2 separate regions of the Homo sapiens genome follow, and region 1 is linked to region 2. Evidence: read pairs that join two places in POLR2A ChIA-PET (ENCODE). Cell type or tissue: Panc1. All regions are shown on one strand. Links, peaks and the distances in the headings refer to the core of each region. The heading gives the core; the rest is flanking DNA.

The links. ChIA-PET counts read pairs that join two places held together with the same protein. Peaks named below come from ENCODE experiments on the same cell type or tissue, not always from the same donor. Only the 100,000 strongest peaks of a DNase experiment are listed, where the experiment ranks them.
Region 1: POLR2A ChIA-PET joins it to region 2 with 5 read pairs; 2 of 35 experiments call an interaction of 5 or more read pairs at or near these places.

What each region holds. Positions count from the first base shown.
Region 1 is chr16:22,378,011-22,394,145 of GRCh38, reverse strand. CDR2-DT (CDR2 divergent transcript) reads right to left here. Exons shown (of 3, transcript NR_148970.1): 3 at 15,966-16,005. It also overlaps the pseudogene SLC68A2P. Among named protein-coding and RNA genes, the nearest start is that of CDR2-DT, 11 kb to the right of the region's middle. In Panc1, for the core only: no CTCF peak of the experiment used is centred there; no DNase peak of the experiment used is centred there; H3K27ac peaks cover 59 bases.
Region 2 is chr16:22,000,846-22,016,980 of GRCh38, reverse strand. MOSMO (modulator of smoothened) reads right to left here and starts at 8,870. Exons shown (of 3, transcript NM_001164579.2): 1 at 8,574-8,870. The coding sequence starts at 8,679. It overlaps PDZD9 (PDZ domain containing 9), which reads left to right and starts at 15,865. Exons shown (of 4, transcript NM_001363519.1): 1 at 15,865-15,964. The coding sequence starts at 15,934. RefSeq lists a silencer at 8,839-9,078 and an enhancer at 15,670-15,719. In Panc1, for the core only: no CTCF peak of the experiment used is centred there; no DNase peak of the experiment used is centred there; H3K4me3 peaks cover 2,139 bases; H3K27ac peaks cover 1,522 bases.

The DNA of each region.
Region 1 (16,135 bases), core at 7,911-10,410, 380 kb before region 2:
GTCCATACTGCCCACAGCAATCTACAGATTCAATGCTATTCCTATCAAACTACCAACATCATTTTTCACAGAGTTAGAATAAACTATTTGCAATTTCATATGGAACCAAAAAGAGCCCAAATAGCAAAGCAAGCCTAAGCAAAGAGAACAAAGCCAGTGACATTACCTGACTTCAAATCGTACTATAAGGCTACAGTAACCAAAACAGCATGGTACTGGTACAAAAACAGCCACATAGACCAATGGAACAGAACAGAGAACTGAGAAATAAAGCTGTACTCTTGCAGCCATCTGATCTTCAATAAAATCAACAAAAATAAGCAATGGGGAAAGGATTCCTTATTCAATAAATGGTGCTGGGATAGCTGGCTAGCCATATGCAGAAGACTGAAACTGCACCTTTCACCACATATAAAAATTAACTCAAGATGGATTAAAGATTTGAATGTAAGACTTCAAACTATAAGAATCCTAAAAGAAAACCTAGGAAACACCATTCTGGACATCAACCTTGGGAAATAATTTATTGCTAAATCCTTAGAAGCAATTGCAACAAAAACAAAAATTGACAAGTGGGACCTAATTAAACCAAAGAGCTTATGCACAGCAAAAGAAATTATCAACAGAGTAGGCAGACAACCTATAGAATGGGAGAAAATACTTGCAAACTATGCACCTGACAAAGGTCTAATATCCAGAATCTATAAGGAACCTAAGCAATTGACCAAGCAATAAACAAACAACTGCATTAAAAAGTGGGCAAAAGACATGAACAGATACATCTCAAAAAAAGACATAAGCAGCCAATCATGAAAAAATGCTCAACATCACTAATCATCAGAGAACTGCAAATCAAAACCACAATGAGATACCATCTCACACTAATCAGAATGGCTATTGCTAAAAGTAAAAAAAAAAAAACCAACAGACAGATAGACTGCAGAGAAAAGGGAACACTTATACGCTGTTGATGGCAATGTAAATTAGTTCAACCACTGTGGAAAGCAGTTTGGAGATTTCTCAAACTACCTAACACAGAACTACCACTTGACCCAGCAATCCCATTACTGGGTTTATATCCAAAAGGAAATAAATTGCTCTACCAAAAAGACACATACACTCTCCTGTTCATTGTAGCACTATTTACAATAGTGAAGACATGGAATCAGCCTAGGTGCCCACCAACGGTGGACTGGGTAAACAAAATGTGGCACATATACACCATGGACTATCACATAGCCATAAAAAGAATGAAATCATGTCCTTTGCAGCAACATGGATGCAGCTGGAGGCCATTATCCAAAGCAAATTAACACAGGAACAGACAAGCTAATACCACATGTTCTCTCTTATAAGTGGGAGATAAGCATTGGGTACTCATGGCAAAAAGATGGCAACAATAGACACTGGGGAATACTAGAAAGGCAGGGGGCAAGGGTTAAAAAACTAACTATTGGGTGCTATGTTCACTACCTGAGTGACAGGATCAATCATACCCCAAACCTCAACATCACACAATGCGCCCACATAACAAACCTGCACATATATTCCCTGAATCTAAAATAAAAGTTGAAATGATAAAAAACGTGGGCGGAGGGGGAGGAATTATTTAAAAAAAAAAAAAAAAGCAAATTGTGGTATACCCACATAATAGAATACTACTTGGCAATAAAAAGGAATTAAATATGGATACTCACAACATGACCAAAAGAATCCAGACCAAAAAATAGTACATTACTGTATGATTCCACTTATATAAAAACCTATAAAATGTAAACAAATCTATACTGATAGAAAGTAGCTCGACAGTTGCCTGAGAATTAGGGAGGTTAGGGAAGGGTGGAAGGAAGGGATTAACAAAGAAGCAGAAAGGCACTTTGGGGAATAATAGATACGTTAACCATCTTAATTGTGGTGATGGTTTCATGGTGTGTACATATGCTGGAATGTATCAAACTATACAGTTTAAATACATGCAGTTTTTTTTGTAGGTCAATCATACTGCAATAAAGCTACAAGAAAAATCCTGCCTTTCTTTCAACTCTTAAATTTTTCCAAATATTAAATAAAGCATGAAAAACAAAAACAGAAGCTTATATTAAAACCTGTTAATGACCAGGCACAGTGGCTCATACCTGTAATCCCAGCACTTTGGGAGGCTGAGGCAGGAAGATTGCTTGAGACCAGGAGTTCAAAACCAGCCTGAGCAATATAGCGAGACTCCATCTTTACCAAGAAATTAAGTCAGCCAGGCATGGTGGTGTATGCCTGTAATCCTAGCTACTCAGTAACCTGAGGTGGGAGGATTCCTTGAGCCCAGGAGTTTGAGGCTGCAGTGAGCTATGATCATGCCACTACACTCTAGCCTGGGGGACAGAGTGAGACCTTGTCTCTAAAAGATTAAAAAAAAAAAAAAAAGGCCAGGCATGGTGGCTCACACCTGTAATCTCAGCACTTAGGGAGGCCGAGGCGGGTGGATCACTTGAGGTCAAGAGTTCAAGACCAGCCTGGCCAACATGGTGAAACCCCATATCTACTAAAAATACAAAAATTAGCTGGGCTTGGTGGTGCATGCCTGTAGTCCCAGCTACTCGGGAGGCTGAGGTAGGAGAATCGCTTGAACCTGGGAGGCGGAGGTTGCTGTGAGCCGAGATCACGCCACTGCACTCCAGCCTGGGAGACAGAGTGAGACTCCATCTCAATAAATCAATAATAAATAAACAAATAAATACTTGTGAATAAATTTAACAAAAGAAGGGGAAAATTATAAAATATTGAAAGAAATTTCTAAACATCTAAATAGATGGAAAAACATCCCATGTTCATGGATCAGAAGATTTAACATCATTAATATGGCAATACTACTCAAGCTGATCTACAAATTCAGTGCAATCCCTATCAGTATTCCAGCTGACTTATTTGTAGAAATTGACAAACTGATTCTAAAATGTATATAGATTTGCAAGAGACTCAGAATAGCCAAGTCAATCTTGAAAAAGAAGAACGAGGCTGGGTGCAGTGGTTCACGACTATAATCCTACCACTTTGGGAGGCCAAGACAGGAGGATCACTTGAGACCAGGAGTTTGAGGTCAACCTGGGCAACATAGTGATGCCCCATCTCTACAAAAAATAATTTTTAAAAATTAGCTGGGAGTGGTGGCGCATGCCTGTAGTCCCAGCTACTCAGGAGGCTGAGGTGGGAGGATTGGTTCAGCTGAGGATGTCGAGGCTACAGTGAGCAGTGTAGGTCAAGGCGACACTGAACTCCATCCTGGGCAACAGACTGAAACTCTTGTTTCAAAAAAAATTAAATTAAATAAAAAAGAAAAAGAAGAATAAAGTAGGAAGACTCATACTTCTCAATCTCATCAAGAAAGAAAGTGAAAAGACAACCCACAGGAGAAAAATTTTGCAAACAATATCTGATAACAGATTGCATCAAACATATATTAATATGAAGAACTATTACAACTCGAGTATTAGTAAACTAAATAAAAAGACAACCTAATTATTAAAAACTGGGCAAATGGGCTGAATAGACATTTCTCTCTTTTACTTTATTTCTTTCTTTCTTTTGAGACAGTCTTACTCTGTCACCCAGGCTGGAGTGCAGTGGCATGATCTCGGCTCACTGCAACTTCCACCTCCAGGGTTCAAGGAATTCTCCCTGCCTCAGCCACCCGAGTAGCTGGGATTACAGGAGCCCACCACCACGCCCAGCTAATTTTTGTATTTTTTAGTAGAGATGGGGTTTCGCCATGTTGGCCAGGCTGGTCTTGAACTCCTGACCTCCAGTGATCCACCCGCCTCAGTCTCCTAAAGTGCTGGGATTACAGGCTTGAGCCACCGCGCCTGGCCTGAATAGACATTTCTCTAAAGAACATATACAAATGACCAACAGCATATAAAAAGATGCACAACATCATTAACTATCAGGCAAATGCAAATCAAAACTACAATGAGATGTCATTCACACACACTAGGATGGCTATAATCAAAAACACAGATAATAACAAGTATTGGTGAGGATTTGGAAAAACTGGACCCGTTGTACATTATTGGTAGGAATGTAAAATAGTGCACCAATTGTGGAAAATGGTCTGTCAGTATCGCAAAATGTGAAACATAGAGTTACTATGTGAGACACAACTATTCCGCTCCTGGATATATGCCCAAAAGAAATGAAAATATATATCTGTGCAAAAATCCTGTACATTAATGTTCATGGCAGCATTACTTGTTAATAGTCAAAAAGCAGAAACAACCCAAATGCTCATCAACTGAGGAGTGGATAAACAAAATGTGTTATAGCCATATGATGACTTATTAAGTTATTAAAAGGAATGAAGTACTCATACTACAATCTTAAAAACATGCTAAGTGTACATCAAATTACATCTAGTGTAAAAAAAATGCTAAGTGAAGGAAGCTGGTCACAAAAGACCACATATTATATGATTCAATTTATATGAAAGTCTAGAACAAGCAAATCCATAGAGACAAAATGTAGACTGATGGTAACCAAGGGATGAGGGGAAAGTGCAATGAGATTGTACTTTCAAGAATTTCAACTCCTCAAAAATTGACTAGTTCTTTTCAAAATGATAAAAATGTTCTAAAAATGATTGTAGTGCTGGTTGCTCAACTCCATGAATATATTAAAATTTGTTGAATTGTATGTTTTAAATGAGGTATGGTATGTGAATCATTTCAACAAAACTGTTTTTAAAAAATCTACCTTTGCTGGTTGTTCTTGAGCTGAGTTAAGAGAAAAAAAATCTACTTTTTTTTTTTTTTTTTTTTGAGACAGAGATCTCACTCTGCCACCCAGGCTGGTCTGCCGCCCAGGCTGGAGTGCAGTGGTACGATCTCGGCTCACTGCAAGCTCCGCCTCCCAGGTTCATGCCATTCTCCTGCCTCAGCCTCCAGAGTAGCTGGGACTACAGGCGCCCGCCACCATGCTCGGCTAATTTTTTGTATTTTTAGTAGAGACGGGGTTTCACCGTGTTAGCCAGGATGGTCTCAATCTCCTGACCTCGTGATCCGCCCGCCTCGGCCTCCCAAAGTGCTGGGATTAAAGGCGTGAGCCACTGCGCCCAGCCTACTCTTTGTCTTTACACGAGAGTTTTTGTTTGTTGGTTTTGAGACAAACAGGGTCTCACTCTGTTGCCCGTGCTGGAGTGTATAAGTGTGATTTCGGCTCACTGCAGCCTTGTCCTCCCCAGGCTCAGGTGATCCTCCTACCTCAGCCTCCTGAATAGCTGGGACTACAGGAGCACACCAGTATGTCTGGCTAATTTTTGTATATTTTGTAGAGACAGGGTTTCGCCATGTTGCCCAGACCAGTCTTGAACTCCTGGGCTTAAGCAATCTGCCTGCCTCGTCCTCCCAAAAAGCCAGGATTACAGGCATGAGCCACCACACCCAGGCTTACATAAGAGTTTAACAATTTTTTTTTTAACCTGGTGAAGAGGATAAACTATAGGCAAGTATTATACATGATTTAAAGTAAGAAAGCATATATAGCCTAGAATATGATAGCAAATAATAAGCAGAGACAGGAACTCAAACAGCTTCCCATTCTGGGTGGTTAAACAGAGGAGCAAACAAACTTCAAATTGCTTTGAAAGGAGAGCATCATTTTATCATGCATACACAGTACATGGACTATACTGATAAGCCAGACATGAAATTCCATTTGATATACTCTGCTAAATAAATGATGCAAGCACAGTACATTTTAGAGACAGAATCTTAAAGTACACAGCTCTAAAGGTACCATCTCCCTTTTCTCGTCTGTAAGAATAAGAATCTCTTCCTCCAAGATTGTTATGAGGATCACGTCAGGTAATGTACACAATGCACTTGGCAATGGTCCATGGCACAGGGTAAACACTCAAAACTGTGGATTACCATTATTATGGCACATACAGTAATTATAAAGACATTGGGATAATAGCAGACAGGCAAATTCTATTCTATATACTTTGCTTAAGAAATTGTGGTGGGCCGGACACTGTGGCTCATGCCTGCAATCCCAACACTTTGGGAAGCCAAGGTGGGAGGACTGCTTGACACCAGGAGTTCAAGACCAACCTGGGCAACATGGCTGGTCTTGAAAAACACTGTCTCTACAAAAAATAAAAAACTTAGCTGGGCATGGTGGTGCACGCCTGTGATCCCAGCTACTCAGGAGGCAGAGGTAGGAGGAAAGCTTGAGCCCAGGAGATCAAGGCTGCAGTGAGCCATGATTGTGCCACTGCACGCCAGCCTGGGTGACAGGGCATGACACTGTCTCTAAAAAAATAAAGAGATAGGCCGGGCGTGGTGGCTCACACCTGTAATCGTAGCACTTTGGGAGGCCAAGCTGGGCAGATCACGAGGTCAGGAGGTTGAGACCATCCTGGCAAACACAGTGAAACCCCATCTCTACTAAAAATACAAAGAAATTAGCTGGGCGTGGTGGCGGGCGCCTGTAGTCCCAGCTACTCGGGAGGCTGAGGCAGGAGAATGGCATGAACCCGGGGGGCGGAACTTGCAGTGAGCCGAGATTGCGCCACTGCACTCCAGCCTGGGCGACAGAGCGAGACTTCATCTCTAAATAAATAAATAAATAAATAAATAGAAATAAAGAAATTGTGGCAACACTTAAAACATTTTAGAACTATTTCTATCCCAAATGGCTTAACGATTTTTGAAAGCTGGTAAACAGTAAAAACTAGTCTATCTAGAATAACCTCTTCCCTGAAGAGTATTGCTAAGATGTTTTGCTTATCATTTGTGAAAACAGGAAAAACCTTTATCATAGGCAAGATAAAGTCATATTTTTAGAGGACATATTTAGGTTAAGGGGAACAACATATCAGCTCTCCAAATGGTATAAGCAGCAGACCAGTATATTTTTTTAAGAGGACATGACCTCTACAATAATGATCATGACCATGGAATTTTAATAGTGCTCTGAAATTCCAGGACTCAGGCTTTTAGCCAAGTGTTTTGAAACTTGATCAACTAACTGTTCTTCCATGTGATGGTCACAGAAGTCTTAAACACCCAAATAAAGCAAAACGACACGCTCACAGGAAGCTGTTTTCTTCCATAGTTCTGCTGAGGCTTAAAGGAGAAAGCTGAGAGGAACAAAATTCCACAGCAAAAATGTTTAAAATATCACATTATTCGGTTCTCATTGGGGACTCTTTCCTTTTTTCCTTTTGTCTCTTTTTTTTTTTTTTTTTTTTGAGATGGAGTCTTACTCTGTCACCCAGGCTGGAGTACGGTGGTGCGATCTCAGCTCACTGCAACCTCCGCCTCCTGGGTTCAAGCGATTATCCTGCCTCAGCCTCCTGAGTAGCTGGGATTACAGGTGCCCGCAACCAAGCCCGGCTAATTTTTGTATTTTTAGTAGAGACAAGGTTTCACCATGTTGGCCAGGCTGGTCTCGAACTCCTGACCTCTAGTGATCCACCCGCCTCGGCCTCCCAAAGTGCTGGGATTATAGGCATGGGCCAGTGGGCTTGACCTTGTCTCTTTTTTCCATTATGTTTCTACTGAATCTTGTATGATATGTGGAGCTCTGAATCTATGGGTCTTTTAATAACTGTGTGTCGGCCAGGTGCGGTGGCTCATGCCTGAAATCCCAGCACTCTGGGAGGCCGAGGCAGGCTGATCACGAGGTCAGGAGTTTGAGACCAGCCTGAACAACATGGTGAAACCCCGTCTCTACCAAAAATACAAAAGTTAGCCAGGTGTGGTGTCGTGCACCTATAATCCCAGCTACTCAGGAGGCTGAGGCAGGAGAATTGCTTGAACCTGGGAGGGCGAGGGTTGCAGTGAGCCGAGATCACACCACTGCACTCCATCTTGGGTGACAGAGCAAGACTGTCTCAAACAAACAAACAAAAAAAAACTGTGTGTCACTTTTTCAAACTACTGATGAAATCAGGTTTCTAATATCATCATCCAGCTAAGAGTTAAATCTCTAATCCCTGCAGGAAAAATTATCACAAATTATAAATCATAGAGAACATAAGTATAATAATTATAATAATAGTAAATAACATAAAGAACTATTACATACCTGTGGGCAAATAAAGCCTGCCCCGTACATAATGCTCCTTATAGAAGAAGATAGTACATCTCTGGGAATGAGAATATCTGCAAAGATCATCATGAAGTTGCTGAAAAAGGTTAAATTAAAGACTTGAAAGAAATTCATGATCAGAAAAAGGTAAAAGTATTTCTGGGGCAAGATCTATCTCACGGATAAAATGACAGGAGTCCAGGCGAGATTCTGTTTAGATTCCAAGAGGAGGTTCTCTTTGGGGCTTCTTTTAGGTTTGAAACGCCTCACGTGATACATCCCAGCGTAAAGGCTGGCAGCAGCAAGGAAAGCAATGACGATGGCAACAGCCTGGAAATGGGGCAAAATTTCCATGTTATTAGAGATCAGGCCATAGAAAAGGATACTGGTAGAGCCCACAAGTGATGCCACTTGGTTAATTTTAATAAGCTGAAGCCGACTTTCATGTCTAGTGAAAATCTCTGCAAACAGTTTACATTGGGCTTGTTGGACACAGGTGGGCATGCTATCAAATGCACATAATGATACCACCAGGTGAAGTCCACTAAGCCAGTCACCTTCTTGATAGTATTTCCAAGGGAACCACGGGAGCAGGAAGGCTGCTGCATAGAAAGGGACACAGTACAAGACAGAAATATGATGACTTGAACAGCATTTGGCTTTAGAGTTGTTGGGAAAATATCCAGTCAGGTCATTAAGAACATTCCATATCATTAAAATTATTTAGGAAGAAAAAAACACACAGGATGTTTCAGTGTAGTAGAACAAATTACTGCCCTCAGTACAAGACAAAAATGACCCCTGATTTTTTTTTTTTTACTTACGTGAAGTAACCGAAGGTGATCAGTAGAAAAGCTCATTGTTTTCAGAACTACTTAAAAATTTAATAACAGCAAATACTACTCAAAAGCCAATGTGCATTCACTTTGTTTTTTTTTTTTTTTTTTTTTTAGACGGAGTCTTGCTCTGTCGCCAGCCCAGAGTGCAGCGGCACGATCTCGGCTCACTGCAACCTCCACCTCCCGGGTTCAAGTGATTCTCCTGCCTCAGCCTCCCAAGTAGCTGGGACTACAGGCACGCACCACCACGCCCAAATAATTTTTGTATTTTTAGTAGAGACGGGGTTTCACCATGTTGGCCAGGATGATCTTGATCTCTTGACCTCGTGATCTGCCGGCTTCGGCCTCCCAAAGTGCTGGGATTACAGGCATAAGCCACTGCGCCCGGCTTGCATTCACTTTGTATTCAGGCATTGTATAAGTGTTTATGTGCATTATTTTATCAAATCCTTAAAAACCCTAGCCGAGCACAGTGGCTCATGTCTGTAATCCCAGCACTTTGGGAGGCCAAGGCAGGAGAATTGCTTGAGCCCAGGAGTTCAAGACCAGGCTGGGCAACATAGCGAGACCCTATCTCTAAAATTAAAAAAAAAAAATTCTCTTTTTTTGAGACAGAGTCTTGCTCTGTTGCCCAGGCTGGAGTGCAGTGGAGCAATCTTGGCTCACTGCGGCCTCTGCCTCCAGAGTTCCAGTGATTCTCCTGCCTCAGCCTCCTGGGTAGCTGGGATTACAAGCGCATGCCACCACGCCTGGCTAATTTTTGTATTAGAGTAGAGACGGGGTTTCACCATGTTGGCCAGGCTGGTCTCCAAATCCTGACCTCAGGTGATCCACCCACCTCAGCCTCCCAAAGTTCTGGGATTACAGGCGTGAGGCACCACGCCCGGCCAAAAAATTTTTTTTATTTAATTAGCTGGGCATGGTGGTGTGCACCTGTAGTCCCAGCTACTTGGAGACTGAGGTAAGAGGACTGCTTGAGCCTAGGAGGTCGAGGTGCAGTGAACCGTGATCATACCGCTGCACTGCAGTCTGGGTGACAGAGCAAGACTCCCATCACAAACAAACACACAAACAAAAAACAATCCTTTGAGGCAAGTATTACTCTGACTTTACAAATGAGAAAACTGAGAGCCAGAGAAGTTAAGCAACTTGCCTAGCTAATAAACAACAGAGCCAGGGTCTAACCCAAGGTAGACGACCCCATAGCATGTGCTTTCAATCTTGTGCTAGACTGCCTTCCAACAACAGCACACAGGGCCATGCCTCTGCAAAGGTTGATGGCCTGTTTACACCAAGGCATAGTTTTACATAATTTCATTAGGAAAGGTTAAAATATCAATGTTTGGCATTTCAAATTAAATCTAATTAGTATGTTATTACTGGTAATAAATGAGTAACATTATAAAATATAAGGGTTTTAAAACCATGAACTCTTCCAGCCTGCCACCTAATTGGTAATGAGTTACAACACAATTTGTGAATACTGTGGGCCTTTTCAAAACAGAATATTTTAGGACTGGGCACAGTGGCTCATGCCTGTAATCCCAACAGTTTGGGAGGCTGAGGCAGGAGGATTGCTTGAGCCCAGGAGTTCGAGACCAGCCTGGACAACATAGTGAGACCCCTATTTCTAAAAAAAAAAAAAAAAAAAAATAGCCAGGTGTGGTGGCTCACACCTGTCATCCTACTCAGGAAGCTGAGCCAGGAGGATTGCTTGATCCTAGGGAGGTCAAGCCTGCAGTGAGCTATGATTGCACCACTGCATACCAGCCTGGGCAACAGAGCAGTCTCAGAAAAAAAAAAAAAAAAAAGAGAGGGACAGAGACTGGATATCTTAGTAATAATACTGATTTTTCCATATAAATTAATTTTCCAGACAACCTAAGCTTATTCTTTAAATTCTAATGCCTTTACATTTTAACTAGCAATCTTTTAAAAATCTCTCTTTCCGGCTGGGCGCGATGGCTCACACCTGTAATCCCAGCACTTTGGGAGGCCAAAGTGGGTAGATCACCTGAAGTCATGGGTTTGAGACCAGCCTGGCCAACATGGCAAAACCCTGTCTCTATTAAAAATACAACAATTCGCCGGGCGTAGTGGCATGGGCCTGTAATCGCAGCTATTGGGGAGGCCGAGGCAGGCGAATCACTTGAATTGGGGAGGTGGAGGTTGCAGTGAACCGAGATTGTGCACTGCACTCCAGCCTGGGTGACAGAGCAAAACTCTGTCTCAAAAAATAAAATAAAAGGCCAGGCGCGGTGGCTCACGCCTGTAATCCCAGCACTTTGGGAGGCCGAGGCGGGTGGATCACGAGGTCAGGAGATTGAGACTATCCTGGCTAACACAGTGAAACCCTGTCTGTACTAAAAAATACAAAAAATTAGCCGGGTGTGGTGGCGGGTGCCTGTAGTCCCAGCTACTCGAGAGGCTGAGGCAGAAGGATGGCGTGAACCCAGGAGGCGGAGCTTGCAGTGAGCCGAGATCGTGCCACTGCACTCCAGCCTGGGCAACAGAGTGAGACTCCGTCTCAAAAAAAATAAATAAAAGAAAATAAAGTAAAATAAAAAATAAAAATCTCTCTTTCCCTCAAAGGAAGGAGATCTGTCCTATGTGAAAGGACAGTAAAGATTCCATCTCACCTGGGCTTGATAAAAGGCCACTTCTGAAATCTTGTACAGATGTAGAAAAAGTTTCACATAGTAGAAACCAAAGACAGAATTCAGCATTTCAGTCCCTAATGTCATCATAGAGTATGCCCAAGCAATGGGTTTGATATTTAAAAGTGTCATTTTCCATGCAGAGGAACTCTTCTTCCCTTTGTTTAAAAAAAAAAAAAAAGGTTAAAATTCACTGCACACAGTAGTGGATGGGGGGGCAAAACATGGCTGGCCAGTACTTATTTTAGCCAAATAAGAGTTCAAACCTACGAGCTGTGAGTATGTCACCAGATTTAACACCTTACTTCCTTATCTATTCACTCAATATTTTTTGAGATGCTCGCCAGGAAACCTAGTTTGCATAGAGTATGACTCCACTTATATTTTTGTCTATCTCTTCGAACTTATAAAGTGGGATTTCAGCCTGGCCAACAGGGCAAAACCTCATCTCCACAAAAATACAAAAATTACCTGGGTGTGGTGGCATGCACCTGTAGTCCCAGCTACTTGGGAGGCTGAGGCAGGAGAATTGCTTGAACGCCAGAAGCAGAGGTTGCAGTGAACTGAGATGGCACTACTACAGTCCAGCCTGGGCGACAGAGCAAGACTCCACCTCAAAAAAATATATAAAATAAAGTGGGATTCATCCAAGAGCTTGGACATGATTAACTAGTGTCAAGGAGATATGTTTATGCCATTATTATCCTCCTTACTTGGTAGGGTACAACAGAAACAGAACAACAAGGTGACAGCCTTTTGCTCAAGTCAAAAAGAAAATAAGTCCCTCATCTTAGTTTAAAGTTGTTCATTCAGTAGTACAGACTTGCATTTGAAGACTTATTCTTGATCTTCTGTAGCTTTGACAGCAAGGACATCACTACAATGGGTACAGAAATAACACATTCTGATCCTTGCTGAGATCCTTGTATGGGCCTATCTTAAATCTAGCCTATTGTCTGTCTTACCCTTTGATTTTTATAAGTAGAAAACAGGAAAAGGCTAACCAAGCAAGAGGAAGGCATAGATTCATCTTCCTTTCAATCTTGACTATAGTTTAAAGAGAATACCATGATCTTTCTGTTCTATTCTTGGCTTACTTGAATATTTAGCCAGGTCTCTGCATCTTATTCAGTCAGAAAACAGACACAGATTCAGATAACTCAAAGGATGTTACTTGCTTGAGTAATCCTTGGGCCTCGCTTTAACTTTGTAGATCCAGGAACAGAATTAAGCAGACAGTTCGGTCTACACTGCCAAATTTCTTAGGGAAAAAGAGGGCAAGTCAGAAGGAGGAAGTTGGCATTTGGCTCAAATGACCAAATTATTTAAGGTCTCTACACTTCACTTTGCACCAAGTAGACCCAAGAATGATTATAATTCAGCTACGTGTGGTGGTGCAGATCAGTAGTCCTAGCTATTCAGGAGGCTGAGGCGGGTGGATTGGTTGAGCCCAGGAGTTTGAGGCTGCAATGAGCTATGATCTCGCCACTGCGCTTTAGCCTGGGCAACAGAACAAGACCCTGTCTCAAATTAAAAAAAAAAAAAAAAGAAGACTCTAATTCTATGAGTGGCAGGGTCCTAGAATTATCAAAAATGGGTTATCAAACCCATATGCATACCAAGCATTGTCTATAGAATAAAGAATGTTTTGTCCACATGTGTACTTGTATTCTTAAAATGTTTGTAGCTTCTGCTATAATGATTAAAAATACAAATCTGATTGTTTTCATCATGATGCAGTTCCCAAACACTTCAAAACTACTATTGTGTGGAGGCCAGCCAACATTTTTTACTTTAAAAGCAATTCTCAGATTTCAAAATGCTGGGAACTACCAGTGAAGACTTCACTCTAAGGAGTTCATCCCTGAGAATGAAGACTGAGGCTAGAGGTTGCTTGGTTACTAAAAGAGTCAAAAACAAGGGAGACAGTAGAATCAAAAGCCAAGACACAAATTTAGCCTACCAAAACCTAGGGACTCTTGTTTCTTTTAGTTTTATTTCAGGCGTGCTAAAACAAGAAGCATGCTGCACCTTTCTAATCTGATCTATCACTAAGTTGCATGGCAGGTATTTGTAAACTTATAATTCTGCAAAAGGCCATAAGCTTTCTGAGAGTTGAATTCAATTTTTTTTTCAAAGATTTAAGTTAAGTACCCAGCCTGTCCGAAACATAAGAATATAAGGTTTCAATTGCATTATGAAAAACTCTACGGTCTGAACTTCGTGGCCAGGCACAGTGGCTCACGCCTGTAATCCCAGCACTTTGGGAGGCCGAGGTGGGCAGATCACTTGAGGTCAAGAGTTTGAGACCAGCCTGGCCAACATGGTGGAACCCCATCTCTACTAAAAATACAAAAATTAGCCGGGTGTGGTGGCAGGTGCCGGTAATCCCAGCTACTCAGGAGGCTGAGGCAGGAGAATGCTTGAAACTGAGAGGTGGAGGTTGCAATGAGCCAAGATCATGCCACTGCGCTCTAGCCTGGGCAACAGAGACACTGTTTCAAAAAAAAAAAAAAAAATTTAAAACATTAAAAATTTAAAAAAGTCTACATTCTGAACTTCTCTTTGTTTTTACATATTGCGTGAAGTAGAAATCTTTATTTCCTTCTGCAAAAGGAGCCATTAATATTTTCCTTTAGATTACTGTCATCCCAATTACAATGGCAGATACTATGAGATCCACCGTCACTGGGGCGGCAACGTCCTGGGTCCTAAGTCTGTGGCTCGTATCGCCAAGCTCGAAAGGGCAAAGGCTAAAGAACTTGCCACTAAACTGGGTTAAATGTACACTGTTAAGTTTTCTGTACATAAAAATAATTAAAATAATACAAATTTTCCTTAAAAATAGATTACTGTTATCATAGTAAATACTTATTTCTGTAAGTATCAAACTGAAAATCACCACTTACAATTTTTTTAAAGCCCCCATTGCTACCTAAAAACTCTCCTTACATGACTTTACTATAGCAATAAAACAAAAGAGAACAAGAGCATTTTATCTTTACAACCGAAGACAAAGGATTTCTGAATCTGATCTTATTTATCACAACATATTTTATAAAGAAAACTTATAAAGTTGGCCAGGCATGGTGACTCAGGCCTGCAATCCCAGCATTTTGGGAGGCCAAGACAGGCAGATTGTTTGAGCCCAGGAGTTCAAGACCAACCTGGGCAACATGGTGAAAACCTGTCTCAACAGAGAATACAAAAATTAGCCAGATGTGGTCGCACATGCCTGTAGTCCCAGCTACTAGGGAGGCTGAGGTAGGAGGATCACCTGAGCCCTGGGAGGTTGAAGCTTCAGTGAGCTGTGATAGCGCCACTGTACTCCAGCCTGGGTGACAGAGTGACATCTTGTCTCAAAAATAAACGAAGAAACAAACAAACAAAAAGAATTAAATAGTAGCAAAATGGTGCCATGGTTAGTTAGGCTGGGCAAGTTCATTAAATAATGGTGAATTATTATGAACACCATAAATTCTCCTTTTGGAATCAACTTGGGTGGTTATTTACTAACCTACTAAACCAAATAATATTAACGTCACTGAAGAGGTTACTTATGATTGCTTCTAAACCATGACTGAGTAGACTCTAAAAGAACAATGGAAACTTCACCAAATTTAGCACAGAAAACTGACACCAGTTTTTCAATGCAATTTTTGTTCAAGATTTTCCAGGGGAAAAGAAGTTTCCTTAAATAGTGTCCTTAAAAACAACCCAATAACACACCAAAAGACATAAAGTTTGTGGGTTTTTTTGCTTTTTTAAACTATCAATAACTTTATTTATTCACTTATTTATTTTTTTTGAGAGGAAGTCTCACTCTGTTGCCCAGGCTGGAGTGCGGTGGCATGATCTCGGCTCACTGCAACCTCTGCCTCCCGGGTTCAAGTGATTCTCCTGCCTTGGCCTCCCAAGTAGCTGGGATTCCAGGCATGCGCCACCATGCCCAGCTAATTTTTGTATTTTTAGTAGAGACGTGGTTTCACCATGTTGGCCAGGCTGGTCTCAAACTCCTGACCTCGTGATCTGCCCACCTAGGCCTCCCAAAGTGCTGAGATTACAGGCGTGAGCCACCACGCCTGACCCTCAAAAACTTTAATTCTCCATATCTTTCTTTTCTTTTCTTTTCTTTTTTAAAGGAGAATTGTTGACTGGGCGCGGTGGCTCACACCTGTAATCCTAGCACTTTGGGAGGCTGAGGCAGGCGGATCACTTGAGGCCAGGAGTTTGAGATCAGCCTGGCCAACATGGCTAAACCCTGACTCTACTTGAAACACAAAAACTAGCCGAATATGGTGGCACATGCCTGTAATTCCAGCTACTCAGGAGGCTGAGGCACGAGAATCACTTGAACCAGGGAGGTGGAGGTGACAGTGAGCAGAGATGGTGTCACTGCACTCCAGCCTGGGCCACATGGTGAGACTCTGAAAAAGAAAAAAAAAATGGAGAATTGTTAAAGAACATTTCAATATGCATTTGAAGTCAAAATGAGCTTCTGTTTTCGATGGAGCAAACAGCGGGCACTTTGAACCTTGCGAATCAGTGATAAGAATC
Region 2 (16,135 bases), core at 6,948-9,447:
TTATTTTCACACTTTGAGGTGAGAAAAATTGACTTGATACTCCAACTGTACTACCAGCTCTTAAATTCCTTTAAAACTAACCTCTGAACTAAATGATCTTAACAATACACTGTGGTTAATATTCTTTAACCCACAGGAGAACAAAGTTGGAGTCTAAACCTGCATAACTATTGGAAGTGCTGAAAGAGGTATTAATCAGGTCTGAATGATATAATTTTCATTAATAAAAACCCTCAACTGCAACTTGTCTAAGATCAATTACACGGCTCGTAAATAGTAGGACAGGGACTTGGCTACATGTTGGTTTGCCCCAAAGCCCGTGTGCCATTTCCACTATGCTAGGCTGTCTTTCACTTAGAAAACCTCTTCAATCTGTTCCAGAAACATAAAAACCCAAGTACTCCTTGGTTTTGGTAGTTACATGTGTCCCATAAGTGTGTATTACCACAACAACTGACTATGCAGTCTCTCTTCCCAGATTGGACCCAGCTGGGTTCACGAACATTCAAATACAGACACATTATGTTGCCTTAAATCTCTTTCTGGAACAAGGCAGGTATAAGTAAATAAATAAGACAGACAGTACAAAAGGGAAACACTAAAAATCCAGATGTTTTGAGCTTTTATGTAATAAATGACTAACATTTGAGCATTTACTAAGTATCGGACAATGTGCTAATCTCTTATATGCCACATTTTATCTCCTCACAACTATCCTTTGAGGTAAATGTATTGTCTCCATTTTATAGCTGAAAAATCAAATTACATGCCCCAAATCATAAAGCTAATAAAAAAGGAATCCAAGAATCAAATAGAGATATGCCTGACTCCAAATCCTACAGAACCATTTTACTATACTGCAACTCCAATACAAACTCAGTATTTACCAGGAAAGGGATTAAACAATGATGTTTTTGGTCACACTAAGCAGAACAGTGGAGAACTGATATATGTAACTATTACTATGCAAAATTTGAAAGGGGTTCTGGCAGCCAAATAAGGAAGGACTCAATAAGTATGGCCAATCTAACAAATGCATCAGCAGTCTTTACTCTAATTTTTTTTCTTCTGAATTTCCTTCTTTTAGTGATTTCCATTTACTCATGCCTGCTGTTCATGTTCTTCATCCTAAATTCCCCTTCTCCAAAAACATTTAGGCTTATTTATAGTCTTAATTCTGAAGTGGCTCCATCTCTGTTGGTAATGATAAAAGAGATGATGTTTGGAACTAAGGTTGTAAAGGAAATATTAATGCTTTGTTCAGGAGATCTAATTTCCTATTGGAAAATCTAGTCCACTCTGGGAATTCACAGTATCATAAATGATCTCAAGCTTTAAGCATGTCCTGTGAGTACTGTAAAAAGACCGGTTTTTGAATTTTTATTGATAATTATTACTTGATATGCTGAAATAGATTATACTGATAATGTCACTTTTTAAAAAATCACATTTAAAAAACATCTTTAATCACTTTATCTTCATAGACTTTTATGCTTGGAAGTAAAAAACTGAGTGGTCCAAATGTCCACCAACTGATGAATGGCTAAATAAATGTGGTCTATCCATATAATGGAATACTTGGCAATAAAAAAGAAATACATAGCTAGGTGTGGCAGCGTGCATCTATAGTCCCAGCTACTTGGGAGGCTGAGGCTGGAGGATTGCTTGATCCCAGGAGTTTGAGCCTGGGAAACACAGCAAGAGCCTGTCTCTTAAAGAAAAAAAAAAGTCATAACATGTATGAACTTTGAGAACATTATGCTAAGTTTAAGAAGCCTGTCACAAAGGATCACATAGATTCTATGATTGGAAATGTCCAGAATAGGCAAATCAACAGACAGAAAGCATATTAGGGGTTGCCTAGGAGGCTAAGAGGCACCTCTTAGCCTGGTCTTGGAGTAATGAAAATGTTCTGAAATGGACTATGGTGATGGTAGCACACAACTTTATGAAGATACTAAAAGCCACTGATTTGTATACTTTAAATACTTTATTTGTATACTTTAAATGGATGAATTTTAGTATTATGTGAATTACATCTCAATAAAGCTCTTTAAAAAAAATTTACTGGAAATAGGCTCAAAAGGCCAATGAAGAAATATTATTAATGCTTTTTAAATTCAAGGACAACACAATCTCAAAATGTTTGCCCTTTTAGGTAACCAAATCCTGTCCTCTATAAATCATGTCCAAAGTGATTAATAAAATAAAGTTTGAGATAGGTTTGTTTAACAACTGATGTTACAGAGTTCTTTCATGTCAAAGTACCTTTGTGACCTTTGAAGTTGTTACAGTTCCAGGGAAAGGACTAATGATTTAATCATTTTCTATTACTTAATAAACAGGTCTGCTTGAGCAACTTGTAATTTTAGTGTTTTAAACTGAGGATCCCCAGTGCATAGGCTGGGATCTACCTGTAGATCTTGAACCCTTATGAGATAGATGTCAAGCACCACAGTCCCTTATCTGAGGTTTACCAGATTTTCCTATGAAGTAGGTAGGAGGTAGCAGAATAGGAAATGATACCCCTCACCAAGGCTTTCACTTCCCTGAACACCTGCCAATCTTTAGACCTGAAGAAAATGAAAACTCTTCCTCACAAAATGCTAGACATATAGTGGGTTTTAAACACATAAGGCTTTCTCCTTATTCCCGATTTTATTATCCATGAGCAATGGAGACCGGGGGAGAGGACAGAATCCTGTTGGCATAATACTTTTAGCTCATTTGTGTCTCCTCACTCAATCCTTGTCAGGTCACAAGGACTGACTTCATCTGACTGGTAGTTTAGGAGAAAATGGGCATATGTGATCCAACATTTTGTCTTTGGAAGCACTCATCTCTCCTCTGTCATGCTGGAAGTGTTATAGGGGCAGTTCCCCCAGTTCTGTCTGGGACTGGATTGTTAAGTCTGCTCAATTTTAAGGTCCAGGAGTAGGACGTCACGTGCCCCCAAATGTAAGTGACATTCTCCAATATCCTCTTTCTTAGTAATAAAATAATATTTTAGCCCCTAAATACCTTATTTCTTTTTTGCCCCTCAACTAGTTCAGAATACAAGCAGGGAAAAACATGTCAGTTTTTGAGATTCCCCCCCCCCAAACAGTAACATCCCATCTAGACAATTTTAAAAACAACAAGAATGAAAATATCTTCAGAAATGAATACACTAACCTTAACTTCGTTATGACAAACTATAACATGAATATGATAACCACTTTAGGGAAATTTTGACGAGACATAAGGGAGAAGTTCTTTCAGCTACTTGAAAGAGACTTTTGGGGAACATCTGGAAATCTTCATAAAGAACATAAGGCAAATCTATCTAGGATGATTAGGATTACGGTCACTGAAATCCTTGCTGTGAGGGGATAATGCCTTCCTCACTAAAGGGATCTGCAGACCATTTATATTTATCAGAGACGCAGCTTTACTTAACTGTTTATCTTGTTAAAATTAACTAACACTAATTTTTCCCCCTGACAAAAAGTCTCTTCAGGGGTGAGAAGAGAGTGACAGTGAAATTAAGAAGCTTGTACAAAGCAAAGACCCCCAAGTCTCCTTCTTTCCCTCTTCTGTAATCTGGGAAAACCTCCAGCCACTGAAGAATTTTAATTTCATTTAAGATAAGTAAAAGGTGTGCATAAATAACATATAGGTAATACTTCAGTGAAGAATTTTCTTCAATGGAATCTTTGCAGCACTGAAACTCAAATCTCACATGCAAAGCACTACCATGTGGGGGAAAATGTGAAAATGACTATTTTACATTGGCCAAATATAAACATCCTAAGGAATCAGATCAAGTAATGGATGTCAAAGTGCTTCAAAAACTATGAAGCATTATATAAAATCAAAGATATTCCTATTGGTGTTGAGTTCCAGTAACCAGCAGAAATTTGACCTTAGCATAGCAGAATTATGTAATTTTGCCACTGTATTCATCTACATTTAATATTTCTGGTTACACTAACACAAACAGTCTTCATTAGAGTGCCTTCCCCCATACATACAATATGTTTCAGATCTTCAAAAGTTTGTGCATAATCCACAAGCCATTACAAGAAGTAGATGAAATGTTAATCACACAGGTGAAAATAAAAGGGATGTACTTTCTCTGTATCTAGACCAAGACAATAAAAACATGAAAAACTCTGCTGTCCAAAGTATGGTCCATAATCTTATAGTAACAGTTTATCAATAGGGACTTCAGGAAGTTACTCTTTTTTTTTTTTTTTTTTCTATTCCTTCTATGGTAGTTCAAGTAGAAGCTGAGAACAGAGATTAGAGTATGGAGAGACTGGAAGAGGAAGAACAGCACGGAAGTGACAGAGAAAGTCCAAAGCCAAGAGGGACATATATTTAACTTGTTCTAAGCATGGCTGTATTATTCTTGATGTTTCCTTATTTCCTAGAACATCTAATAGAGAAAAACATCATTTCTCACAGTTCTGGGCTTTCATTTCAAAACTGGATTCTGACACCTGTTCTTATAAACTAGAACAGCAATATAACAATATGTAATTTTTATTGAGCATTTACTGTGTGTCAGGTACTGTTCTAAATGTTTGACATGGGTTAACTCAGTTAATTATCAAAATATCCCAGTGAGATGGATACTTTTATTATCCCTACTTTACACAGGAGGAAACGGAGACAAAGAGAGGCTAAAGAACCTGCCCTAAAGCTACAGAGCTACGAAGTGATGAAGTCTAGACTTGAATTCTGAAACTTTCCCTTAGTAGTTCACTGCCGTGGTTTTCAAGCTACATTCTGCAGACTATTTCAGCTCCAAAAGTTCTACTTCTAAAATACATTTTATCCGGTATAAAAACTGCAATGAAAACATCACAATCAAAACTTTAATAGACTGAATATAATACACCAAAGGGAACCAACACATTAACTTTTTGTTGCCAGGTTAAGTGGCTTTTGTGCAGCTCTTGAAATAAGCTAGACCTGTCACCACTGAGATCTTACTTGAACTTCTTGTAAATGTTTCATTGATTTGGAAGGTGTAACTCTGCACTTTTTTTTTTTTTTTTTTTAACTCAGGACTACATCTGCCTGCTCAGGTGAGACTGTACAGCATACAAGCTCAAGCACAACGGTAAACCAAGGAACATACTGTCCCATTCGTTTTATGTTTTGGGGGGTTTACTGCCTGACATATGTAAGGTAAGAAATACATGCTAGATAAGAATTTTAAAAATTTCCTATGTTCCTAGTATCTCTTATTCCTCTTTCTAGCCATAATATTTAACGGAGTGGTATCCTGAGATGGCAAGGAAAACTTTTAGAAAAAAAACAATCACTTCCTCGATCCCACATCAGCCACACATTGTCACTGTTACACTCTGGACCTTGTGCCTACGATCCCCTGCCATTCCACTTTGCTGGATTGATCACTCCCACTCTGACTGGTCTTCAATTTTATTGGGTCCCCTATTCTACTGGCCATGTACCATTGTACCATCTGCTATTCGACTGAACAATCCATTAGTTTTTATTCATTTTCACTCTTTATCCAGCTGACACTCCATAAGCCATCATTACAATACTTTGGCCACTATCCTAAATACCTTGGCTGCTCTGTCATTTTGTTGCAATGTATCTGGCAAACCCCAACCTTGAATGAAGCCTTCACATTATTCTTTATTATTCATTATTGTATATGAGGCTTTTACATTATTCTTGATGTTTCCTTATTTCCAAGAACACTTGGAAAATTCACCTACCTTAGTACCAAAATGACATAGCACTACTAGAAAAGGTCAAGAGGGCAGATAGGTTATCACACTGTATGTTCATGACCATCAACTTCCACGACGCATCAGTGCTGCTAGACAAACCTACTTATCACCGTTGGCAAGCTTTCTCTGCAATTATTTCGAACAGTTTCTATTTCCTCAGACCTTGGACATCCATTGCTCCTATCTCCATGGCAACTCACAGCCAATTTTGCCTCCAAATTTTAAAGAGTTATACTCATTCTATCCTTGCTTTCTTCTGAATACAAGAGGAGCTTGCCCTTTTTTTTTTTTTTTCTGTTTTCTTTTTAAGACGGAGTACCATTCTGTCGCCCAGGCCAGAGTGCAGTAGCGTGATCTTGGCTCACTGCAACCTCCGCCTCCCAAGTTCAAGCAATTCTCTTGCCTCAGCCTCCCGAGTAGCTGGGATGACAGGCATGCACCACCGCGCCCGGCTAACTTCTTTGTATTTTTAGTAGAGACAGGGTTTCATCATGTTGGCCAGGATGGTCTCAAACTCCTGTCCTCAGGTGATCCGTCCGCCTTGGCCTCCCAAAGTGCTGGGATTACAGGCATGAGCCACCACGCCCGGCTATGCCCTTTTCCATCTTAGGAACGTTATGCTATCACTTATCTTTCTTCTCTTTTATATGTAACAATTCTTCTCTTTCAACTATATCTTTTGCATGGTCATTTAGTCTATTTTATCTATTGGGATTCTATCTAAAACTTCTTTGTAAAAAGATTCCTTCTGCTACAGCACCGAAACCCCTTTTCCCCTAAGTACGTGAAGCCTGAAAGTCTCATAAAAGGAGTCAATACACATGTAAGTAGGATAAAAACATCAACAGGTCACGAACTGGATGTCATACATGTAACCGTGTTAAGTTGTCGGGCAGCAACAATATTTTCATAAACAAAGCCCATAGTACCACCAAATTCGAAACCATCCTGATTCTTCATATCTTTTACAATTAAGAGTTCTGCTAAAACTCTATGGGCAAGAAAAGTAGCAGAATTTTTAGAGTGTTATTTTAATAACCAGTGAATATGACAGCATGATTTTGTGTTACTAGGTCTAGATTGGGGGAGAGAAGGGAGGGAGGAGGAAGCAACAAATGTCCCAGCTACCACTTTTTTTCTAAGAGCTAAAAATATTGCAGGATAAATACAGAACCATAAGTAATACTTAAAAATTAAGTTTTGACAGCACAGTGATGCTTTTCTTTTTCTTTTTTTTGAGACAGAGTCTCGCTCTGTCGCCCAGGCTGGAGTGCAGTAGCGCAATCTCAGCTCACTGCAACCTCTGCCTCCCGGGTTCAAGCGATTCTCCTGCCTCACCTCCTGAGTAGCTGGGATTACAGGTGCACGCCACCATGCCCGGCTAATTCTCTTTTTTTTTTTTTTTTTTTTTTTTTTTTTTTTTGTATTTTTAGTAGAGACGGGGTTTCGCCATGTTGGTCAGGCTAGTTTCGAAATCCTGACCTCCTGATCCGCCCGCCTCGGCCTCCCAAAGTGCTGGGATTACAGGCGTGAGCCACCGCGCCCGGCCGCATTTTTATAAGAAATTATCCATGGAGGGAGCTTGACATTCCCAACCCTCCAAAAGTTCCTTCACCTGCACTGAACAAGCAGTTAAAAAACAAGACCATTCCTTAAATCGGAGCAGCTCTCCTGACAGCTGTTTACATTAATTAAGGTTTGGTCTCACAGGTCTGGGAGAGAGGGAGAAAGAGAGGCGGGGGAAGAGGGGAGGGAGAAGAGGTAACAGGGAAAGAAGTGGCCCAAGCTGAGAAAAATCTTGGAAGCGCATTCACCTGGGGTACCCTTCAGAAAGATGCCCGCCTCTTTCCCGAGGGCACCACCTTGCCTCTCCCGCCCACAGCTCCGTGGTGGTACAGCAAGCACTGCTCCCGCTGCCGGGCTGCCTGCAACTGTAATGTGTTATTTAATTTTGTAACTACTATTAAGAGCTCTCCAGCGTTTTTGTGATGCGCTGGAATGAAAGACGCTCCATAAAATGAGGTTTATTATTAGTAGTATTATAGCTCCCGGGCCTAAAATAAAGCAGAATTATAACCACATACACACTTCAAAGGGAAAATCCGAAGCCACAAGCTTCTCAAACATTGCCAAGCGGGCAGGGGATGGGCGGGGGCGGCGGTGCAGAGGGGCTCCAATCCGGCGCCCCCCACTCCCACCAACCCCACCAGCTCTCCCAGCACCCACCATTCACCCTGCCTGGTGGGGTCAGCGCCCGCAGCCCGGGCTCGCCCCCGGCCGCAGCTTCCTCTGGTGGTGGAGGGTCTGGGGTCGGACCTGATCCCTCTCGGCCTCCCCTCGCCCACCAGCTCTCTAGTGGCTCCCGCACTGCCCCGCAGGCTGCCTCACTCTCAGCCCTAGCCTCTCCGCCTGGTTTCTAATTCCCTTGCAGGAGCCTCAGTTTCCTCCCGTCTCCCACCTTGACTTTTTTTTTTTTTTTTTTAATCCAGAACGAAGCTCATTCCTCTGCGATCCCTCACATCGGAGGGCTGCTCCCCTCCTCCCCGGTCCGGGACTTGCCAGCCCAGCCCAGGTCTCCTCGGCCACTTTTCACCCGGCCTGGGGCGCCTCTCCCCTCAGCCCGGGGGTCCCGCTGGCGCCCGGCGGCTTCCTCTCCTCCATCCCTTTCCTCCGCGGCCCGGGTCTCCCCTCCGCCCCCGGTCTCCTCAGGCTAGCCTCCGGCCGGGACCCTCCACCCCGTCCTCTCCTCAGTCCGGGTCTCCCCTCTCTCGCGTCGCCCTCAGCCAATCCCCCGCCCGGCCCGGCGCGCCAGCGGCTCACCCGCAGACTCCCCGGTGTTGATCCAGTCCGGGTTGGCGATGCTGGCGATGGCGAAGATATCGGCGGCCAGAAAGAGACATCCTGAGATGATGGTCAGTTTATCCATCTCCCCGCCCCGCTCCCCCCACCCCCCGAGCCCCGGACAGGCAGCGGCCTCACGCCTCCCGCCCCATGGGCCGCCGCCGGGGCCCGGAGTCCCCGCGCCGCTGCCTCGCGCCCCCTCGGCCCCCGCGCGCCGCTCGCGCCCTCCGCGCGCCCGGGACCAGCAGCCGCGGCGCGGCCCGCACAGACGGAACCGCCGCCCGCCCCGGAACTGCTCGGCCCGCCCGCCCCTCACCCGGAAGCGAAGCCGCGGCGTTGGCGAGGCCGGTCCCGGCTCCCCAGCCGCCGCGCCCCAGCTCCGTCCTCCCGGCTCGGCCGGCCGCCCTGGGCCCCTCCCCGCACCGCCCGCCTCTACGTTCTGGACCCGGACCCGACCGGCCCGGCTCCGGTCCCTGCCCGGGTCCCGGTCTCTTCTGGCAGGCCACGCCACCTCTTGGCTTTCTGCCCACTAATAAGATTGTTGATGTTGATGACTGGGCACAGGCTGCGGCCCCTCCTGAGCCCCTCAGAAGCAAAACTGGAATGAGAGTGGGGAGCTGCCCGTCTTCCAGCAGGAGGCGGGCCCCGACTCCCGCCGAGCGACTCCGGGCCCCGCGCGGTCCCTGTCACCTTGTATTCTCATTGCCCGTTCCGCGGCCGTCAGCTCCCAGGATTGCCCCATTTAGCAAATAGCTTTCGACAACCCCTCTTCGTCAGACGTTGTAGGTGCAGAGGTGCTGGAGTGGACAGAGGCAAGGCGCCCGCTCTTGGGGAGCTCACGTTCTGGTGGGAAGAGACAGAAACACATTAAGAACCTATCTGTAAAATAAAGATAATTTCAGGTGCAGATCCCTGAATTCAATGGAGGTCAGTGTGATGGGAGTCGGAGCGATACCTGCGATAGGGAAGGATGCATTTCCGCTGAGACCATCACGATCGTAAAGATCTGCACTTTGAAGACCTGGCGCAAGACCAGACAGAGGGAACAGCCAATGCAAAGATCATTAGGGGAGGGGGGCAGAAAGAGATCAGCGTGTCCAAGGAATTGCAAAATGGCCTGTGTGGCAGGAGAGTAGTATGACAAGAGGTAGGCAGAGGCTAGGTGTAGGGCTTTGGGGGCCTTGGATTTTGTTCTGAGTGCAATGAGAAGGCAATGGAGGGTGTTTGCAGAATCCCATGATCTTACTTAATCTGTGAAGATCCATAGTGTAGCTTGTATGGGGGAAAGGCAAAGATGACAACAGGGACGCCAGTTAAGAGGCCAAGTAGTCCACGAGAGAGAAGTGTAGCTTTGGCTAGGGTGAGAGTAGTGAAGATGGAGAGGAATGGACAGATTTGGATGTTTTGTAGATAGAGGGAAGGACCTGCTGATAATGGGGAAGGAGTTGAAAGAGAACTCAAGAATAAGTTTTTGACCTGAGCAACCAGGTGTTATGATCCCGTTTACTGAGTTGTGTGTGCAGCGTCTTAAGTTGGATGAATAAACAGGAAAATAAGGCATTTGCATAATTTGTCAGCATATGCTATGGTGGAGGTTTTCTTTTCTTCCACAGCTCATGGGCCGAATCACCACTAACCCTGACGTTTGATCCAGCTCTCCCTAATGGTACTCCGTGCAGCAGATGGAGATGAAACACTCATTTTCTCCTTAAATGCCACATAGGTCGTCTCTAGAAGGACCTAGAAGAGTGACATCTGTCTCTATTTTTGGAATGCTTACATGTCCACAAAATTCAGGAGGTTTCAAATTCCACCAAATCCAACAGCCTTGCAGAAATGTGCAACAGAGTATCAGTGTCACTACATAGCTGGGAGAAGGAAGGGTTTGATTGCTGGTCTATATTGACTTTTCTGTCCAAACATTGGTCTCTTGGGGGAAAGGTTTTTTTTTTTTGTTATTATACAATTTATTTTTCCTCTGCCACAGAAATTGACACAAGATAATTCATATACTCCAAGGATCCAGATATAATGCATATCACATTACTGCAATAGTCTTCAGTTTCTTTTTTCTTTTCTTCTTTTTTTAAATAAGTACTGGAGAAATTTAATTGAGTCATATTTGGCTTCTTGTTGGGGTTTTCTATTGCCCAGTGATAGAAGAAACTGTAACTATACAGGACTAAATTCCCAGATAATATCCACTGATGTTCTCTACTGGCCAGCTTAGAAGAATCCTAGGGCTGAATGTTTGAACAGTTTGCACATATTCTAACTCCAGCTGAATAGAATGATGATGATTGGGTTCTTGTGTTTACAATAAATACAAGTAGCCAAGCGTGGTGGTTTGCACCTATAATCCCAGCTACTCCAGAAGCTGAGGTGGGAGGATCACTTGAGTCCAGCAGTTCAAGACCAGCCTGGACAACACAGTGAGACCCCTGTCTCTAATAAATAAAATAAATAAATAATACAGTTCTTCCTTTTACCCTTTACAAATGGTTCTGGGTCTAAGATTAAAGCACAAGAACAACCAGTATTGAGTTAAAAGAATTTAAAACATTTTTATCATACTAATGGCTGCACATCAGTACAGAGAATAGTCACCTATCCCAAACCTTCCTACCATCCAGAATGGGAGGTGGGGTTGGCAGGGGCCAAACTGTTTACAGATTTCCCATTAATCCCTCTTTTTATCCCTATAGCTCTTTTCTTTTCTTTCTTTCCTTTTTTTTTTTTTTTTGTCAGAGATAGGGTCTCACTATGTTGTCCACGCTGGATTTCAACTTCTGGCCTTAAGTGATCCTCCCACCTCAGCCTCCCAAGTAGCTGGGACTACAGGCCCACACCACTGTGCCTGGCTGGTGTTTCAGAGTCCCCAGTCTCTGAGGTCTGCAGGACAGATCAGTCCCCTTCTCTCTGTATCTCAGTCTAGATTTTAGCAGAGGCAAACCCTAAGGGTTTGGGAGAGGTGATGGAGTGAAGCAGAGAGAATACAGAACTATGTTCTAGTTCCTGCCCTGCTCCTGACTTGACCTTGGGAAAGCCATGTCACCTCTCTGGGCCTTTTACCCCCATCTGGCCTAACAAGACTCCTGGCCTCGGTGACAGAAGCGTCCCATCCTCTCACCCACCCCTAAGCAGAGCAGCTGGGACTTTTCAGAAATGAGCCACAAGACTCCTTATGGCAGAAAGCCTTGGGGACCCAGAAGAACATAGAAGGCTTCCAGGAGGGAGATATGCTGTGCAGCCTGAAGTCATAAACAGCCATTCTGCAGCTGTTAAAGGGCCATGAACATGGCATGCTCTATTGTGATGGATGGCAGGCCTTGGCCAGAAGAGGCTGAATCCAGATGGGACCACGGGCAAAGCTGTGGAAGGGACTGTGTGATCACTCTTCTCTTTAAGGAGTATCTTCAGCCTGACAATAAACACACTGTCTCCCTAGGGGTTAGGTTTCGTGGGCCAAGAGCATGGTGGACGCACCACACATGTACCTGGGGTTTCTGGGGTTAGAGAAGACACAAGAAACTAAATCCAGAGTTAGCAGCTTGCGCCCGGGCTCAAATCTCAGTTTGTTTCATGGATTGGTTCCCTTTGAGCTGACTCAGAAATGCGATTATTGATTAGTGCAGAAAGTTTATTAGAGAGCCTTTGAGAATCAAGTCCTATGGGGAAAGGGAAGCAGGGGTGGGAAGAGGGAGAAGTCAGTCTGTGCTGCAGTCATGGGAGGCTTTGGCAGACCCCCAGGGGAGTTCTGAAACTAGGATAGCTGCTGAGTTGGCCTGAGTTGGAGTAAATGGGCCAAGTCTTTTCATCCCTGCACTGACCTGCCATGGAGCTTGGAGGGCAGCTCTCTTTAGACAAAGACAATTCCTCAAGAGGGCTGACAGCTGAGATCTGTCAACCTACCACCCACCCGGTAGGCGGGGAATAGTCCTTCAGTCCTGACCGAGGCAGTGTAGTGCAGCATTTGCAATAGTGCCCACATGGTGCTGTGCCTCTCATTTGCTACTTAAGTTTGGAGAGCAGCACTTTCAGGACCCTGGGGAATCTTTTCCTGTGGGAAACATATAGAGGAGGGTTAGTGGGAACTACAGCTCCTGCCGCCGCTACAGCTCATCTAGAGGCATAACGAACATACCCTTCAGTCCCCTCTTCTATCCATCCTAGAAACCTCTTCCCTTCTGCCAGCACCTCAGATGATCTAGGTGGCCTGCGTGATGGGGTGGTCTAGACCTCCATCCTTAGAGAGCCTGAGCACCTAGTTGCTGTGCACTTCTCAGGCAGTGGTTGCTGCATTTGTCCATTTACTGTCCAAATAGGGCAAAGGAGTACTAAGAGACACCTAAATAGATCACGTGGGTGCCCAATGTTCCTCCCTGCCCTGATGTGAAGTCTCAGCCTGATTCCTTCCCGGTAATTGAATACTCTTGTCTGCTTTCTCCCCCTGGTATACCATCCCATTTACTGCCTGTAAAAAATTAGCCATCTTAGAGTTTCCCTCTGCCAGAGGCTAGCTATGCTCCTCCTGTACCAGGGATGGGCACCTCATTATTACCTGGGTATTAGGTGATCCATCCTAGCATCTACTCTTTGGAAGAAGGAATAAAGCAGGGTCCGGGCGTGGTGGCTCATGCCTGTAATCCCAGCACTTTGGGAGGCTGAGGCGGGCAGATTACCTGAGGTCAGGAGTTTGAGACCAGCCTGGTCAACATGGTGAAACCCCTGTCTGTACTAAAAATACAAAAATTAGCTGGGCATGGTGGTGGGTGCCTGTAATCCCAGCTACTCAGGAGGCTGAGGCACGAGAATTGCTTGAACCTGGGCAGTGGAGGTTGCAGTAAGCCGAGATCACTCCACTGCACTCCATCCTAGGCAACAGAGTGAGACTCTCTCTGAAAAAAAAAAAAAAAAAAAAGGAATGAAGCAGGACAGGGCAGAGGGAAAAGTAAGGCTGCAGTGGACCACGTGGGGAGTTCTGAACCTGGGATGGCCCTGCATTGACCAGTCACCAGATGCTAGTTAATCTAGGAAGGTGAGATCTTGGGCAAGGCGTTCTTTCCAGCCAGTAGTAGTAGTGAGGGTGGGAAGTGTAAGTCTTTCAGCCCTGAAGGGGGATCTGGGCAGCACAGCACCCAGGACAGTTTGTATCCTGCAGTTCCACCAATCAGTGTGACCTTGGCTTACTTGGCTTGGTGGAGTGTAGAGACCTCCGCTTTAAAGACACTTTTTAGCCTGGGGTGGAGGGAAGACTAAGGGGAGGCCAGGCACTGATATGCTCCATCACAGAACCATATATGCTGATGGGCTCTATTCCCACAAACTCTTACCCTTCCCCTGCTGGTAGGAAGATGGAGGAAAAAGATGTATTTTATGATAGAATTAAGTTGGTATCTATGTAGACCCCTGCCAGACTGTTTGGAAGAGGAAAGGTGACCTGTCACAAGAAGTCACCCACAGGAGACTTGAGGTGGAGAATAGCCCTTTGTACTGGTCTCTACGACACAGGTTTTATCTAATGAGAAATCTGTCCTGGCGCTCACGCCTGTAATCCCAGCACTTTGGGAGGCCAAGGCGGGTGGATCACCCTGAGCTCAGGAGTTGGAGACCAGTCTGGCCAACATGGCAAAACCCTGTCTCTACTAAAAATACAAAAATTAGCTGGGCGTGGTGACACAGGCTTGTGGTCCCAGCTACTCTGGTGGCTGAGGTGGAAGGATCGCTTGGGCCTGGAAGGCGGAGGTTGCAGTGAGCTGAGATTTTGTCACTGCACTCCAGCCTGGGTGACAGAATGAGACCCCATCTCAAAAAAAAAAAAAAAAAAAAGGAACCTAAAGAGGAATCTGCCCTGGCTTATTGTCTGTGTAGAGCCACAGAAACAACAGAATAAGCTTGGACATAACCAGATCTACCATGGAAATCTTTGCACAGTGCCTGACACCTAATAGGTGGTTAATGACTGTTTGTTGAAGGGATGGGGCAAGGTGCTTAGCCTCTCAGTTTCATCAGACCGGGGATAACACCAGGGCCTACCTCATTAGGTTTTCTCTTTCTTCTAGAATTTACTAACTCATTTATTCATTTTTATTTTTTGAGACAGGATCTTGCTCCATCACCCAGGCTGGAAGGTGGTGACTCAATCATAGCTCACTGCAGCCTTGAATCCTGGGCTCAAGTGATCCTCCCATCTCAGCCTCCTGAGTAGCTAGGACTACAGATGTGCACCACCATGCCCAGCTAATTTTTAAATTTTTTTTATAGAGAAAGGGTCTCACTATGTTGCCCAGGCTGATCTCAAACTCCTGGGCTCAAGCAGTCCTCCTGCCTCAGTCTCCTGAGTACCTAGGATTACAGGTGTTAGACACCACACCTGGCCTAGAATTTATTTTTAATAATTTATATTTTCCTAAAATTGTCCACTTCATCTGTTTTTTAAGTACAGGTTTCAAGAGGATAGAGCCTGTGTTTCTGTGTTTGTCTTGCTTACTGTTGTGTCCCCAGTATCAGTAAATGACAGAACAGCTCCCTGTAAATACTTGTTGTATGAGTGAATGTGTGTGGGAGGAAGAATTATCTTGGAAAAAAGAAGGAAGCATTAATAGTGCCTCTCCTAATAGTGACTCATTTTTTTTTAGGCCACCCTGGGGCCTTTTCTTATTCAAAACATTCATGAAAAAAAGTGCAGTTCCAAAGCATTGGAGCTACTGATGTAACAATTTTTTTAAAATACCATTATTAGAAGTGCAGCGGGGGATTCTCTGATCTTCTAGGTATTCTGTGATCTCCTGTGATCTTCTGGCTGTGATCTTCCTCTGCAGACCACCTCACATCTTTGAGACACCCTCCTCTGTGCCTTCTCCCCCTCCCTATTTCTTAGGTTCACCAAGAATGAATGAAGAAGCCAAGCGCGGTGGCTCATGCCTGTAATCCCAGCACTTTGGGAGGCTGAGGCGGGCAGATCGCTTGAGCCCATAGTGCAACAGTTGTGTTGAGCCTGAGCAACATAGTGAGACCCCCACCCCCTGCCCGTCTCTTAAAAAAAGAAAAAGAAAAGAAGGAATGAAGAAACCACCGTGGGTCAGGCACGGTGCTAACCTCTGCAGAAGTTTCCATACAGTACAATGGTGTGCAATGCCCACGCCACGTTTTGCAGGGTCCACGGGAAGCCTTGCGGCGACCTCACTGCCGCCCAATTTCTGGGCAGTGGCGGCGCAGCGCCCCCTGGCGGCCATCCCGAGGGCAGTGCCCGCGGGCAAGGTTCGAAACTGTTGGCATTGGGACTGACTCCAGCCTCTGCTCCGGGAGGCCCTCCCGGGCTGCCTGACCTCCCGGGACCATGCAGAAGGCCTCCCACAAAAACAAAAAAGGTAACTGGGGAGAAGGAAGCGGGTGAAGAAGCCCTGGGGACCAAGCCTTCGTCAATGTTCCTCCTCTGTAAAATGGCAACGGTGCACTCTTGGCCTGGGAGATAACCTCTCTCCATCGTTGTTGTTATCATCATCATCATTATCATCATCATCATCATCATCATCATCATC